4 separate regions of the Homo sapiens genome follow, and all the other regions are linked to region 3. A link is a loop called in an ENCODE intact Hi-C map of the cell type or tissue named here. Cell type or tissue: GM12878. All regions are shown on one strand. Region 1 holds the start of LOC102723406 (a long non-coding RNA gene). Region 2 overlaps DCLK1 (doublecortin like kinase 1). Region 3 overlaps NBEA (neurobeachin). Region 4 has its middle 89 kb from the start of RFC3.

Region 1 (2,500 bases), 1.6 Mb before region 3:
TGGCTGCAAGCATTATTTTAATTAAAAATTTCCCAATAATTATATCAAAATTTTAGAATTTATAGTTTAGTTTTCAGGATTCACAGCAAATTTTTTAAAAGATTTCTATTTTTAACATATTCATTATATTATTATTAGAGTTTGGTGAATATGCTAAATGCCTCTCCCTTCCATGAGTTTATGAATTTCAATTATATCTTCTCTTCACCATTGGGTATCTGGCCTAATCAATATTAATAGATATTTAACCACATTTTAAAGCTATAATAATTAAAATAGTATAATACTTATATAGGGAGGAACATTAAATACTCAGGAGATGTAATTTTTTTAGCCTCTTAATTTGGCAGTGTATCTCAAAATGTGGTATGTATCAAAATAATCTGGCCCCAATTTCATAACTTCTAAGTGGGATGCAGCTCTGCCATGTATTTGTTGAAGGCAGTGATGGTGGCAGTGATTCTAAAAGAGAAATTCTCAATTTTGTAGCTGATTCGCATAGAGGGCTTGTGACTCCATCACCTACTGTCTGTGTGACCCTGTGCAAGTTACCTAACCTTCCATGCCTCAGACTCTTCCTCTCTAGAAGAACTGAGCATAATAATAGTGCCTTCTTCATCGGATTATTATGATAGTTACATGAATTAAGACATGGAATGTGCCAGGTACTATGTATAGTAAGTATCAAATATCTGCTATTATTATGCTAAGGCCTGTTATTACAAAGTAAAGTTACCTAATATTTATTATTTTTTACGTGTTATAAATTGTTAGGCACACTGAAGATATAAATGCATGATCTCATTTATTTTTCATATCCACTCAATATGCTGAATGTTGTCTTACCCATTTCAGAGGTTGGAAAAGTGAGGTCCAGAGAGGCTTAGCTGGCTGAGTGTGACTGAGAAGAAAAGGCTTGGGGCTGCAAACTCCACAGAGATAAAGGTGAAGTAATTTTCCAGTAAATGTTGGGGTTGGGATCAAAATTATGTGTAATTTATTTCAAAAGCCCTCCTAGTGTTTGGCACATTTTAAGCATGCAAACTTTGAAAGCATACCTTGGTTTTCCTGGGTTCATCTGAGGGCATTTTCGTTTAGTAGGTCTGGATGTAGGGCCCAGGAATCTGCATTTAACAACAAACACTCCCAGGTGGTTCTGAGGCTGGTAGTCTAAGGATCACAGTGTCAGAAACTCCGCACTAGGTCATGTTCTGAGATAACTAAGAAAGGATGTAGGAAGTAATCATAAAGGGTTTCAAAATGTGTTTAAGGTCATATGTAACTAGTTAGTATCTGAACTGAAACTAGGTGTTAGGTGCCCTCTCAATCCATTCCTCTTTTTCACATCAGAGACCTTAAGCCTGGATTTTTCTCTTAGCCTAGCATCAAATCAGCTAAGCCCATGTCTGCTATTTCTCTAACCTCTTGCTGGGCTTCAGCAAAGCTTCTGCAGGGGAGAGGGCTTGTTTATTTTTAGTCAGAGGCCAGACCAGCAGAGGAGCTAAAATGCTCCAACTGTCTGCATTAACTTTTCATGAAGTTTTTGGGAAAGAAGAGAATGGCCTTATTAGGTGTAAACCTTTTTTATCCTGAAATTATTTTGTAATTGGGAGGTTTGTTTTTATTATAAATTTCAATACCCTGGGTACATTCTTGTAAGTTCTAATGCTATTCTCTAAGCTGCTGATCATCCCAAACAGCTGTTCGTTCCTCTGTAGTCCAACCTAACCTCAGTTAGATTTTTGAGAGAATGGATGGTGATCTAATGGAAAGAGTAAACAACTTGGAGTTAGGAAATACTGGTTAAGCATTGTCCTGCTAGACACTAGTTAAGTGAACCTAGAAAAGTCCCTGATCCTCTGCAAACTTCAATTATTTCACTTAAAAAATTGAGATAATAAGGTCTTAGTATCTAACATCAGAATTATGAGAATCACATGAAATAAGTTAGGTAAATGGACTTTGCCCACTCTTCTATGATGTTCAATCTCTTGTTAGTATTAGACCCATTTTATAGTCTGACCCATTTTTATTGTCTGATGTGGTATTCCTGAGGCCCCAGGTTTGGAGATAATAATATTTCTTCTTCAGAAAAATAAATGACAGAGCCATGGCTGTGGAGCTTTCATAGACACAGGGCTCTTTAGCTAGTGAAGCAAGAACTGGCAAAGTAGGAACACACAAAAGTTAATGCTGTCATGTTTACTGTTAAAACTGGCATTTTGCACAATGTAATGGACTTTTAATACGTTAGATTTCTTATGGAAAAATTCATAAGGTAAGGTAAAATAAAATCAAGATGATGTTTAATTGTTCTTTTTTATAATAGGGTTCAGATATTCATGAAGAATGTTTTCAATGCTTATTCATTTCCTTCCCGCCTCCCTTTTCTTTTCCTTTCTCACTTTTTTAAAATTTCTTTTTAAAGAGACAGAGTCCTACTCTGTCACTCAGGCTGGAGTGCAGTGGCGTGATTCTAGGTCACTGCAGCCTCCAATTC
Region 2 (2,500 bases), 630 kb after region 3:
TAAGACTCCAGACCAAGCTGTTCTTCATTGATTCTATATGTATATATAGTTACGATGCCTCTTCTGCAGGGTAACTAGCTAATATCCTAAGTCTGCATACTGACAACAAAAAGGCAGGAAGTGACACCTCATGACTATTTTGGAGGCCAATTTGCTCAAATAGATCTAGTTCTTCAAACAAGTTTTTGAATGACCATTTTAATCATGTCCTCTCAATTTCAAAAGATATAAACACCTCTTCATATGCCATAGAATAGAAAATGCTTCACAATTCAATAAAGTACTGAAATGAGCATTAGCCACTTAAGAGAAAGCAGATTGGACCCCATAGAGTATTACCGCATAAGGCTTAAATTTGAGGGCTTCATAACTATGAAATGAAAGAGGAAAAGAATCAGGTTTTGAAACCTCATCAATTACAGCATTTAAATTTCTGAGTTAATCTTCAAAAGCAGAGCTACTCTTAAAGGTGAATCTTTTCTTTTCTTTTCCTTTTTATAAAAGGTATATGATCTAATTAAAGGTGAATCTTAATTACATTTCTAAACTAAGAAGATAGAGTATAAAACAGTCAATAAATTTTCTCTATGAAAATATGGAAAGTGAAATAAAACAAAAAATAGTTTTCTTTGTATAATAAAAATGCATATGAACAGTTAAGTGCTTTTGATTAACACAAAGTACAATAAATAGAAGACAGGAGAAGTTCTCAAAGTTGTTCATCCTGGAATAAGATGTTAGCTTTTGGGTACCTGGGGATAAAAGATTCAATCCCCCAAACCTGAAGGACACTAATCATGCTGTGTACCCGCTTCCCCATTCTGCCCACGAGAGGATGCGACTTGGACACCTTTCTTCAGAGGGGCTCATGTGTTCTTTCAAGTGCGTTACTGGTATGATGCTGATGACAGTTTCTGCTTCTAAATTCACAAAGGCATTTCAAAAACATGCCAGGGCACCAGGCATTTAAACTAAAAACTGCTTGGAGGATTTTGTGCTCTGATTATAAACTAGGCTATCCAAGTGTGCATAAAATGCAATGTGAAGTTTTAATCTTTTTAAAAATGTGTGTTTCATTTTATTGAGAAAAAAATCAAAGTATACTGGCTCTCAGGAAGATGAAGGTGTATGCTTGGCCACAAAGACAGCTACTTAGTAATTAGCTTTCTATTGCCATCTACAGGCAAAGTGTCATATAACAGGTCTCATTTTAGAACTAAGCTTCCCAGTGTCACAATTATATGCATGCTGATTAGTATGGATTTGTTCAATTAGACTGAAACGCTCTATTTGCATGAGCAAAATGCAAAAGAAGAACTTTAAAGCATTAGGAAAATTATTGGTTAAAATAATAAACAGTGTTAAATGAGGAAAAATAAATTGGAACTGACATCTTAGTCATCGGTTCTTCATCAAGCTGAGCAAATCTAATAATGCCTCTCTCTCTTCCCTCAGCTCTCAAAAAGTTCACCGTTAAAATGTCATCTCTAATTCATTTCATGTCTATAAATTGCATTTTAATAACCTTTTGTTTCCCTTTCTCTCTCTCTTTTTTTTTTCAAATCCCCCAACTACTGAGAAAGGCAGCAGAGGGACAATGGCGTCTCTCTGAGAGGCACAGAATGCTGCAATTCTAAGGAATGCAATGCCTTCCACCTAATCCCATGGCTTGACCTAATGTCAGAGCACCTTTCCTCCTTCAGGAGGGTGTGTGATCCCTGTGAACCTCCAGCTGGTAATTACTGTCCTAGCCAACTCGAGGCCCTCTTGCGACCTTAATATAAAGTTGTCATTTGTCCTTTCTTTGGTCCTAATAATGTACAGACTGTGAAGCAGAAGAAAAAAATGACAACATGAACAAAAAACACTACAATTCAGAACATGAGTACATGTTAAACTACTCTCATATCATAAATTACACCTGTGAGAGAGGCTGCCGGTTATGACAGTATGCTTTTTTCTTTTGTCATTCTAAGAAAGAAAGAGTGTCACAGATTCTCTGATGAGCATTGGTGATCTCCAGCAGGTAGTTAGGTTTCTAACTAAGGAATGAGAAGTACTAGTTAAAAATTAATTATTTAATTGTTGATTCCCCAACTGCCACCAAACCACAAACTAACACTATGTCCTAAATAATAATTTTTAAAACATTCTAAAGGGTGTATGTAATTCTAAAAAATTAGTCCCATGGTAAAGGCGGTTTAAAATACATTATTTTATAGCCTCTGGGGAGAGCGTATATACCTAGGAAAATTCTGTTTGAATGAAATTTATGCTGAAACCAGTTTTTGTAAATCTATCAAAGAGAAGTCATCACTGTATTATATCAATTCCTGAACTTTTAATGATGTGAGCAAATTAATCATTATATTAAATTATTAAATTATCAAATAGTCTTTATAGAATATACCATTTATAAAAAATTTTTCTTCTACCTCCCACTTATTTTGCTTCATAGCAGAATAATCTTTCTTGGCAGTCATACTTTGGAATATTATTT
Region 3 (2,500 bases):
CCTACTCTGTGTTTTTGTTTTCTTTAATGGGCTCTCATGAAATTACCCAGGTAGAATTTAATGTAATTTAAATTTTTTAAAGGTAACACTTTATTTTTAGGACAGAGAGAAACATCTTGAAATTTAAGATACACAGTGATAGATAATAATTCACAACTCTAAAAGGGTGAGAATTATTGACTCAATTTTGACCATGAAGTAATTTCTTTTTTTTAATCTTATTTTTTTCCCATTAAAAAACAGTTCAGGCTAGGTGTGGTGGCTCACACCTATAATCCCAGCACTTTGGGAGGCCAAGGCGGGAGGATAGCTGGAGCTCAGGAGTTCGAGACCAGGGCAAGACCCTGTTTTTACAAACATTAACTAGGCGTGGTGGTGTCCACCTGTAGTCCCAGCTACTCGGGAATCTCCTGGGCCCAGGGAGGTTGAGGATGCACTAAGCCATGATCCCACCACTACACTCTAGCCTGGGTGACAGCAGAGATCCTTTCTCAAAAAAAAAAAAAAAATTATATTCTTGACTGACACCAAACGAAAGCAGGGTATTTTTTTGACATCTACATTGTATGTTTTGTATGAGAACACTGTACTACCAACTTACTTTGAGATTTTTTCCTTTTCTTATTAAATAAGTTCTTGAATTTGTACTGATTTATTTATACTCCCCTATCATGTCACTTCTTTAGCAGTATACATTTCAATGTGACTAGTCAAAGGTGGGGCTGAAGTCATTGGGGATGTGACAAATTGAAACTGCCTACAAAATAGAACTTTCAGTTAAATTTTTAGGTTTTCGGTTTCAAATTTTATTTATGGTTATGAAAATTTTGAATTGGTTATATTTTGAGTTTCCATATTATTTTTAACATTAGACATACTTTTTATATTTAAAAGGTTTTGCCTTTCAACAAAAAACAATCAGATTTGGCAAAATAAATATTTTTAGCCAAATTTGTTGAGTCAGTCATATGTCTTAGAATCTAGTACTGTATTTTTCAAGCAAAGTAATAATATAATGAGTTAATATACTTGGATACAACAAAATCCTGTGGAGATGAATGCTTAGTTTTTGGTAATATGATATCTCAATTATAAATTGCTTTATTTTATAATTTAATTTTAAATATAGCTAGCTCCTACAGTTCTATAATTTTTCACTTGTTATTCTAATTGTCTAAGCTTTTCATTTAAGTAAGCCAAAACATACTCATTTCTGTTTTCTGTATTTTAGCCATTCTACAAAGTCTGTAATGGATTTTGTCAATAGCAATGAAAATATTATTTTTGTACATAACACAATTCACCTCATTTCCCAAATGGTAGACAACATCATCATTGCTTGTGGAGGAATTTTACCTTTGCTCTCTGCTGCTACATCACCAACTGTAAGTACTTTGCCTCCATCTAGTGGTTATATTTTATAAATACATGACTTTAGCATTTCAGTGGTGGTCTAGGCTATAAACACATTTTAACCAGACCTGTACTTTTTAGGCAAATTTTTAACCATTTAAATTTCTATTTCCACCACTTTTGTTTATCAGTGTTGGGTTCCAGCTGTGTGTGCTTATGAAAATGTTTCTCTGGTAATTCTGATGAATACTTCATCAGAAGAGTATTGCATTCTTCATCAAAGATATTGTATATCTCTTCAAATCTGTAGTATAAATAAACTCTTAAAATCCTTGTTATTTAACATTTTCATTTATTTACTGATTCAACATTTATTTTACAAAATCTAGCCTTGTCTTGATTTGTTTCTATATAAAACATTGAAATGTGTTAATATAATACATTTTAAAGGCATTTAATGTTAATTGTGTATGTCATTTAAAATAAAATAGGTCAATGTTAACTTTGTATTTTAGTTGTCATTAAAAACAAATTCTTTGATTCAGACCAAGGCAGACTCCATAGCTACTTGCTCAGATGGGAAAGAATATAGAATTTTGCTTCCCATATTACCCACGTTCTTGTTGCCGTATTAGAAACTCATCCTTAAGCTCAGAAAGCATACCTTTGCCAGAGGGAAATATTTCATTTTACTAAGATGTGCTTTAGTTGGTGAGACACTGTTTCCAAGTTGATCTCTAAGTGTATTTCATCATTAACAAGCTTTTTCTACATGACTCTTTTTCTTACTGTTCTTTTGTTAATGCCACCACCATCACCAGAGCAGCCTTGAAACTTCAACATTAGCAGCCATAGGCTATATCCTCACACACTTTCCCCAGGCCTTACTCTTCTGTTTTATTCATGAATTTGCTCAAGAAGTCCACAAAGGGAAGCATTCCAGTTCAGAAGGAGGAATGCAACAGAGCAAGTCACCAGTAGGGCCTTAATCAAATTAGCAGCTGAACCAAGGAAATGGAGCTAAGAAGAACAGTATAAATTGTTGATGGTGTGTGAAGAGTGCAAGTATACATACACCACTCCTTTTCTTTAATCTCTCTTTTCCTCTGGTGATTTATACCAAATTCTGGTAAATTGAGAGTTGTGT
Region 4 (2,500 bases), 1.4 Mb before region 3:
GGTGGGGCAGAAAAATATTAAAAACTACACAAATGGCCAGATGGATACAAATATGATAAGAGCCATGAAGGAAAACATTTAGTTGAAAGCACTGCAATACAAGTGAGTCCAATATATGTCAAGTACAACACAAAGCATCTTCTTTGCATGGGTTTTACTACTTTCTAGCACATTCTTGCAGTGTTCTTAGGTAGGCAGCAATGCTGTAAGACACAGTGAGGTGAAAATTAGGAGAAAGTAGTGACAGAATATTTTTCCTCTTAATGTAAATTGTGAAGGAAAAAAATTCCTCTACAAAAATTCCCGTAGTCTAAACTCCACATTTTCAAAAGTCCTTAGAGCCATGGCAAGTTTCCATGGAGCACAGATTGAACTCTCTCATGTAGAAGAATAACCTACTTGTTTTCAGGAGAAAGGCGGGAAAAGTGCCTGAAACCACACCCACTAATGACATCAACAATTTCCAGAAGGAAGGCTCGCCCATAAAAAGGGTGCCAGCTTGGCTGGACAGAGAAAGCATGATGGTGGCCCCACCCATGATGTCAGCCCTGGGCCCTGACCGTACAGAACCTTCACACTGGGTTTCTTAAGGACCAGTTGCCATCTTGTCTCCTCCCTCCCCACAGCCCAAACTCAAATGCTAACTTTGACCTTCCTTCCTGCCCCTGCTGTGTCAGTTGGCATGTCTCAGGACTGTAGCAAAAGAAAGCTGGATTTTTTCCAGGAATAGCTTCAGTCTTGCTCAGATGAAAGGCAGGATGCCAGGGCGAGGTGATTTTGTTATTAATCAACCTTGATTTGCAGAAGATGACACAGATGCCAGGTCTGTGCTTTAAGTATCCTTTCAGCAGTGCTGAAAGTCAAATATTATTCAGCTAGGTTCTAAGCAGGCAGTTTAAATCATGCTAAAGGCTGTGCCATTTCAGTGCTAGAAACAGGAACTGAAAACGAATAATGTGCTATTGGGAAACTGCGGTGAACTCTGTCATTTTGAACCCTGAGCACCTGTTTGTACTTGTAAAGCTGAGAGTTCATGTCGAGGGAACATGGAGCTATTGGAATATGGCAGGACTGAATCTGTCCAACTTGACTTCAAGGGCATTTAAGTGAAAATTTGCTTTAAACAGTCAATGCTGAGGAGAGAAGAGACTCTGGAAATCTATAATCTAATCCTTGGGGAGCATTTCTAGTTTAATAAGTGGTAGAACACATTGCCCATCTTAGACAATCACCCATAAAAAATGTCCTGACCAAAATCCTGCTAGGCTATGCAAGTACTCCTAGTACTGAATGTCGGCTCAGTGAGTGCACACTTTGACTTTATTAATGGTGAACCATTTATCTGGACCCATGATAAGAGTCAAGTCTACCCTTTCATAAATTGATTTTGTTTTGTTTTCTAATGAAAAGTTTTAAACAATCTATATAAATGGCATATTGTCTAAATTGTAAAGTGTCGAGATGACATTTCATTTGTTTTTTGTTCTATTGAGAAATGGAAAGGTTAAGGGCTTCGGTGTCAAATGGATCAAAATTCAGACTCCAGTTTAGATACTTATGAGCTGTGCAATTCTGAGCAGTTTGCCTAACCTCTTAAAACTTCAGTTTTCAGCCGGGAGCGGTGGCTCATGCCTGTAATCCTAGCACTTTGGGAGGCCGAGGCAGGTGGATCATGAGGTCAAGAGATTGAGACCATCCTGGCCAACATGGTGAAACCCCGTCTCTACTAAACATACAAAAATTAGCTGGGCGTGGTGGCAGGCGCCTGTAGTCCCAGCTACTTGGGAGGCTGAGGCAGGAGAATCACTTGAACCAGGGAGGCAGAGGTTGCAGTGGGCCGAGATTGTGCCACTGCACTCCAGCCTGGTGACAGAGTGAGACTCCGTCTCAAAAACAAAACAAAACAAAACAAAAACTTCAGTTTTCCTCATTTGTAAAATGGAATCATTATAACAATACCTTGCACGAGCTAAAAACTTTCCTGTCACATATGCTAGAGGCCTAGCCCAGAGTATCTAAGTGCTCCATAAATGGTGGAGAGCTGCCGAAGTAGTGGGAATGGAAGTAGCAAGAATGTTATGAACAGTATTTGTCTTTCTGAAAGAGACTGCTCTTGACAAAAAGAATCATATCATACACTTCAGTGGAATTTCTCAGCATTTCTAGCATGGGGTGCAGGCAACAATCAGTGCTAGCTGAAATGTACTGACATGAATGAGTTGGGCATCAGTACATTTTCCCAGCTAGGATAATGGAGCAGGGAGGCAAGGTCACCAACTATTTTCTAGAGAGAGACATGTTAACACACACAGAGTGCTTCACTAGAAACATAGAAATAAGAACTTCCTCTGTCACAAAGGGTGTGAGATACTTGAGGGTGAAGAGGGGAGCAGTGGGGGGTAGAAGGTGGGGAAGGAAATGATGCAGAACCATTACAACATGGGCCAAATAACAAGTGAGAGGGAACGAAAAGAAGGGAACTCATGCTTGCTGAGCATGA

The links. Hi-C counts contacts between places; a loop is a spot of excess contacts. Peaks named below come from ENCODE experiments on the same cell type or tissue, not always from the same donor. Only the 100,000 strongest peaks of a DNase experiment are listed, where the experiment ranks them.
Region 1: a loop joins it to region 3, with 7 times the contacts of the local background. A loop is called at or near these places in 9 of 110 quality-filtered maps.
Region 2: a loop joins it to region 3, with 6 times the contacts of the local background. A loop is called at or near these places in 2 of 110 quality-filtered maps.
Region 4: it touches region 3 in a loop (12-fold over the local background); 8 of 110 quality-filtered maps call a loop at or near these places.

The regions. Positions count from the first base shown.
Region 1 is chr13:33,553,873-33,556,372 of GRCh38, forward strand. It overlaps LOC102723406 (a long non-coding RNA gene), which reads left to right and starts at 861. Exons shown (of 6, transcript XR_007063750.1): 1 at 861-945. It also overlaps a transcript of STARD13 not described here. In GM12878, no CTCF peak of the experiment used is centred here; a DNase peak (open chromatin) is centred at 1,247; H3K27ac peaks cover 879 bases.
Region 2 is chr13:35,788,338-35,790,837 of GRCh38, forward strand. The region is part of intron 16 of DCLK1 (doublecortin like kinase 1); the gene reads right to left. Among named protein-coding and RNA genes, the nearest start is that of LINC00445, 92 kb to the left of the region's middle. RefSeq lists an enhancer at 1,388-1,889. In GM12878, a CTCF peak has its summit at 1,182 (motif pointing left); a DNase peak (open chromatin) is centred at 1,182.
Region 3 is chr13:35,163,125-35,165,624 of GRCh38, forward strand. It overlaps NBEA (neurobeachin), which reads left to right. Exons shown (of 59, transcript NM_001385012.1): 24 at 1,232-1,385. Among named protein-coding and RNA genes, the nearest start is that of NBEA, 220 kb to the left of the region's middle. In GM12878, a CTCF peak has its summit at 1,383 (motif pointing left); a DNase peak (open chromatin) is centred at 1,397; H3K27ac peaks cover 593 bases.
Region 4 is chr13:33,727,959-33,730,458 of GRCh38, forward strand. No RefSeq gene overlaps it. Among named protein-coding and RNA genes, the nearest start is that of RFC3, 89 kb to the right of the region's middle. In GM12878, no CTCF peak of the experiment used is centred here; DNase peaks (open chromatin) are centred at 943 and 2,391; H3K4me3 peaks cover 522 bases; H3K27ac peaks cover 2,500 bases.